Linked DNA regions of Homo sapiens: region 1 is linked to region 2. The links are chromatin loops, found by intact Hi-C in ENCODE. Cell type or tissue: endothelial cell of umbilical vein. All regions are shown on one strand. Each heading gives the region's core, and the rest is flanking DNA. Links, peaks and the distances in the headings are about the cores only. Region 1 has its middle 26 kb from the start of MC5R. Region 2 has its middle 48 kb from the start of MIR4526.

The links. A loop is a pair of places that touch in the nucleus more often than their neighbours do. Peaks named below come from ENCODE experiments on the same cell type or tissue, not always from the same donor. Only the 100,000 strongest peaks of a DNase experiment are listed, where the experiment ranks them.
Region 1: a loop joins it to region 2, with 7 times the contacts of the local background. A loop is called at or near these places in 4 of 110 quality-filtered maps.

What each region holds. Positions count from the first base shown.
Region 1 is chr18:13,796,261-13,799,174 of GRCh38, forward strand. No RefSeq gene overlaps it. Among named protein-coding and RNA genes, the nearest start is that of MC5R, 26 kb to the right of the region's middle. In endothelial cell of umbilical vein, for the core only: no CTCF peak of the experiment used is centred there; a DNase peak (open chromatin) is centred at 1,111; H3K27ac peaks cover 1,527 bases.
Region 2 is chr18:13,657,324-13,660,237 of GRCh38, forward strand. No RefSeq gene overlaps it. Among named protein-coding and RNA genes, the nearest start is that of MIR4526, 48 kb to the left of the region's middle. In endothelial cell of umbilical vein, for the core only: no CTCF peak of the experiment used is centred there; a DNase peak (open chromatin) is centred at 1,708; H3K27ac peaks cover 442 bases.

The DNA of each region.
Region 1 (2,914 bases), core at 132-2,631, 140 kb after region 2:
CATGCCATCTGGAAACAAGGACAATTTGACTTCCTCTTTTCCTAATTGAATGGATTTTTTTGTTTTCTTTAAATTCTTCAACGGGGTATGACCTTCTCCCCAAGTCGAGAGCCACTGCTTTTTCTCGAATCACCTCTTCTGTCCCTTGATCCCCCAAACTGGTGTGCTACTTGCCACAGTGAGGGTGACTGGTTTTGCTCTGCTTGGCTTCTGGAGGGGCTCAGGGTGCCCCCATGAGGGTATGGAAGTGGGATCAGTGAAAACCAGGTGGGGAGTTGCAGCCATTCCCAGGAAGGAAGGCAGAAAGGCCCCGGGCCATGTGAAAGAAACAAGTAGGGTGCAACAGAGACGGTTGTGCAAGCCTGGCTGCGGTGTGGGAGCCCCGTGAGGCACCTTGCAAGGACAAGTGGAGGCCCCTGCACTCTGACGTGCCTGCGGGGCTGAGACCCCCCGGGGTCCTCCAGGGCCGGTAGAGGGTGCTGCTGCAAGCTCCCGCAGAGTGTCTGTGGGCCTGGCCACCACCCTTCAGCTGCTCCCCTAAGACGCCGTGGTATACGTTTTCCTCTTAATTTGTGTTGTGTTGGTGACAACTGCATGCACAGTACCACCTCCCTGACTCGTTTTCTCCTTGGCTGCTGACTGCACAAACCGAGACTGGTGGCAGAAAATGGCGAATTCTGAGAGAAAAAAGTGTTTTTCTAAGTCAAACTTCCTGCCATTTCCACGGAGTTTTCTATGCTACATAAGTCAATCCATTTATGTTTTGAATTTTAAAAGATTTTGGAATGTTTGAACAGAGAAGCTTCCTTGCACACATGATTTTTCAAGATTCTAGGGAATTTTTATCTACCATAGGAGAGAGAAATATTTCATACATCTAGTCAAAATGAAAATAAATACCAATTACCCATGTATCTCTCTCGCCCAAGTTCTTGCGAATCTTAATGGAATTCTCCTGGCAACGTGCAGCTTATTGGATCTTTGGAGGCAGGAAATACTCAACATATTTAAAGCATTACATTGTCCAACAGGTGAGGAATGGGGGAATACTTATATCAGTTACTTGGACACAGTCCAGTTAACTAGAGAGGCTCTATGTGTTTTGAAGATCTAGTTCCTTGAAGCTATGTAAATATGTTTTAATATTACCAAGATGAGCAGATGGCATTTTTTTTCTAAGGGTCAGGGGCCAGGGTGGTACAGGGAAGCTATTTCCCCACAAGGGAAAGAGGGGGTTTGTCAGAAAACCAGACAATGGCCAGAGGCCAGGGACCTATTGTTTTCCAGTCACAGGACATAAATCCTCTTGGGCCCAGGTTGAATTGCTCAGGGTCTCAGTATCCAGGAAATGAAGCTGTGAGAAGAGTGAATCTGAACATGAGCCCAGGACTTCCAAGTTCATTGAGAATTCACCAAGGAGCCCCGGAATTAGACAGGAGCAGTAAGGAGTAAAAAAAAAGAAAAAAAAAAAGAGGTATTCTTCAGCATTATGGACATTGCATCTGTAAGGGGGCTCTTGGCGACAAAGGAGGCTTCACTTGTGGGCAGCGTGGGGTGTCATTCTCAGGGAAAGAGCTGTCTGCATCAGCTTGGTAGAAAACCCACCTGAACTTATCCAAATAGGTTCTACTAGGTAAGGTTGTCAGTCTTTCTCCCCCCTCTAATTTTTCCCCCCTTACTGGCTTTTTCTGCTATCAGAACCCTTCTTGATCAAAGCAATGAACCCGAAACCAACAACTTCTCACCCTCCCCACCTGCAGCCACAGACCTTGGCCACCACTGCCCTCTCACCCTCATTCAATCCTCTCTTTTCCTTTATCACTAAGACTTTTGGAAAGAGCTGTGCTGCATGAATAAAACTGGAGTTCTGCTAATGAAGAAGAGAGGAAGGGAATGATTAAGACCTACCATTGATAGCACAATAGGGTGACTGTAGTCAATAAAAACTGTACATTTTAAAATAAAGAGGCCGGGCATGGTGGCTCAAACCTGTAATCCCAACATTTTGGGAGGTCGAGGCAAGTGGATCACCTGAGGTCATGAGTTCGAGACCAGCCTGGCCAATGTGGTGAAACCCTGTCTCTACTAAAATTACAAAAATTAGCCAAGCCTGGTGGCGCATGCCTGTAATGCCAGCTACTCGGGAGGCTGAGGCAGAACCTGGGAGGTGGAGGTTGCAGTGAGCTGAGATTATGCCACTGCACTCCAGCCTGGGAGACAGAGCGAGACTTCGTCTCAAAACAAACAAACAAACAAGCAAAAAACCTTAAAGAGTGTAATTGTATTGTTTGTAGCTCAAAGATAAATGCTTGAGGTGATGGATTCCCCATTCTACAAACTGTGCTTATTTCATGTTGCATGCCTGTATCAAAACATCTCATGTACCCTATAAATGTATACACCTACCATGTACCCACAAAAACTAAAATTAAAAAGGAAGAGAGGAAGGGCAGCCGCTGCAGTGATGCAGAAGCTCCTCGCCTCCAAACCGCAAGCGGCTTCTCTGCTGCGCCTTGCTTGAGCTTTTCAGGGGCATCTGTCTGTGGGAGCTTCCCTCCTCCCTTGGCTTCTGCGGGGCACCTTCTCGTCCTCCTCTGTTCTCTCACCTGCCTTCTTCACACACAGTGGCTGCCAGGCTCCTGGAGGTGCTGGCCTGGTCCTCTGCTCTGTTTCTCGGTGGCTCTTCCAGAGTTCCCGTTGTTCATACCTTTGGCTTCAGGGGACACTGCCCTGCTGATGACTCTTTCTTTCCATCTTTCGTCTCTGCTGAGACCTCTATGTCCACGGCCTTCCAGACATCCCCACGTTCTGGCTTTCAGGCAACTTCAACTTCACATGGTCAATCGCAGCCCTTCTCTTTTATGCTGAACCTGCTCTTCTTCCTGCAATTCCTCTTCAGGTGAGTGGAGCCAGG
Region 2 (2,914 bases), core at 242-2,741:
GATTCACTGTGGACCCCTGGACCGGCCTGCTAGCCCATGCTCCGATGTTGATGACATCAAAGGCACCCCTCCTGAGGAACTCTCAACTGCACGACCCCTACTATGCCCCAATTCAGCAGGAAGCAGTTAGAGTGGTCATTGGCCAACCTCCCCAACAGCACTTGGGTTTTCCTGTTGAGAGTGGGGACTGAGAGACAGGACTAGCTGGATTTCCTAGGCTGACTAAGAAAATCCCTAAGCCTAGCTGGGAAGGTGACGGCATCCACCTTTAAACACGGGGCTTGCAACTTAGCTCACACCCGACCAATCAGGGAGTAAAGACAGCTCACTAAAATGCTAATTAGGCTAAAACAGGAGGTAAAGAAATAGCCAATCATCTATCGCCTGAGAGCACGAGGGAGGGACAATGATCAGGATATAAACCCAGGCATTCAAGCCGGCAATGGCTACCCGCTTTGGGTCCCCTCTGTTTGTATGGGAGCTCTGTTTTCACTCTATTAAATCTTGCAACTGCAAAAAAAAAAAAAAAAAAAAAAAAAAAAAAACCTCCATCTCAAAAAAATAAAATTAAAAATAAATAAATTACATCTGTTTCTTCTACTTCATTACTTTAGTTATACAGTTGTTTTAATGAAGCACTCTGCAGTGGGGGCGGTGTTTATTATAGCCTTTGTAACAAAATGTGAAAACCCAGAAGGACCTAGGGAGAATAAATGGTTCAAAATCATTTGGCTTCTTGCCTTGCTTCCCCCACACCCTCTCCTGCCCTTCCTCCTTTCCTCTGGCTTTCCTTGTCTGAAGGATTCAGGGAAAGCACACGTGGATCTGGACACTGTCACTCACCATTCTCTCCACTTGCCTAGCTCAGTCCTGAAGCAGCCCTGGATGCACCCAGGGTCCTCGGGCAGCCTCTCCTGTTGACGGGCCTTCTCCTTCTGCGTTCCCTCTGCTGACACTGGCCGACCCACCTCCTTCAGGAATGATATGTGCAAGCACTTAGCCTTGTGCCTTACTGACAACGCCACTGTAAACCCCAGAACACTTTCCTCCTGTCTCTTGCTCTGATACTTCTTTCACCATCTGCTGGTCTCCCTCTGCAAGGGTTCCAGCCAAGGAGAACCGGCGATGGGAGAGGCAGGGTGCCTCAACCTGCTGGGTCCTCAGCAGCCTGATGGAGGGGCCACCGCTTCTACAGGGTTCTCACCACACTTGCTGTTTAACCACCATGAGTGACAAAGGCAAATGCCACACAGCAATTCTAAGCCCATCAGGTGCATGAGACACCAAACACCGCTCACAGACACTGCGGAGGGCACAGACTGGCTGTGTAGCAGGCACTGCAGTGCAGAACTGCCCACACAGTGTATGAGGGGCCAGGGTTTTTGTTTGATTTGCATTTTATTGTGGTAAAAATACTTAACATGAGAGCTACCCTCTTACCACATTTTTAAGCATATAATACAGTACAGGTTTTAAGGTTGGTAATTTTCATGGAATTCAGAGGCCAACCTCTATATTTTGGTGAAAACTAACAGTTCTTAATCTGAACTACTCAACACTAAAATTTTCCACAAATGGCAGCTTCTGATCACTTCAGATGTTCCAGTGATTGGTAGCAATTAAATGGAAAATTCCAATCTGAGCTGGCTCCAAGTATGCCACAAGTACAGGATCAGAAGCTATGACCACTGTCTGACCCTCCTCACAGCAGCAAAGCAGGAAACAGCAAACTCAGTTTGTACCAACGGGGCAATGGGGAATTTCCTGAGGTCAAATCCTCCTTGGATGTGTGAAATATTTAAACTTAGACGCAAAGAAACTAGATTTAATAACTGTTGCCATTACTTGCCTTCTAGTACGGATTTGGATGTTTCAAAATAGTGGCCGAGCACAGGGGTTCACACCTGTAATCTTAGGGAGGCCAAGGTGGGAGGATTGCTTGAGGCCAGGAGTTCAAGACCAGCCTGGGCAACCTAGTGAGACCCCCCCGGCTCTACAAAAAGCGAGCAAAGAAACAAACAACAAAACTGAAATTAGCTGTGCTTGGTGGTGTGCACCTGTAATCCTAGCTACTTGGGAGGCTGGGGTGGGAGGACTGTTTGAGCCCAGGAATTTGAGGTTGCAGTGAGTTACGATCCTGCCACTGTGCTCCGGCCTGGGCAAGAGAGCCAGATCCTGTCTCTAAAAAAATAAATAATTAAAAAAAAAAAGAAAGGGGCTGGGTGCAGTGGCTCACACCTGTAATCCCAGCACTTTGGGAGGCTGAGGCGGGTGGATCACGAGGTCAGGAGTTCAAGACCAGCCTGACCAAGATGGTGAAACCCCGTCTTTACTAAAAATACAAAAATTAGCCAGGCACGATGGCAGGCACCTGTAATCCCAGCTACTTGGGAGGCTGAGGCAGAGAACTGCTTGAACCTGGGAGGCGGAGGTTGCAGTGAGCTGAGATCGCACCACTACACTCCAGCCTGGGCGACAGAGCAAGACTCCATCTCAAAAAAAAAAAAAAAAAAAAAATATATATATATATATATATATATATATATATATATATGTAATTTATATATGGAAATAGCTACCTAATGGCTTTGCCAACACCAAGCCCACCCAGAAAGTGACAGACATCACTGAACTGGCTCACATAAGTCTCCCATCTCATAGTCCATCCCAGGTGAAGGAGAAAATGAAGCTGGAGCATGAGAAATTTTAATAAATACACGTTTCCTTCCTGCAGTCAGAAACTGAGGTCACAGAAGTGACTATCGTCCCATCCTATCACTTTAAGGACAAAAAGATGAAAAGAGATCTAAAAGAAGCTGAAAGGCAAAGAAGATGAAAGCACCAGCAGAGGAGGAAGGAAAGGAATATTTATAATAAATTGACTTGAGCTTCTGTCTCCAAAAATACAAGGGAT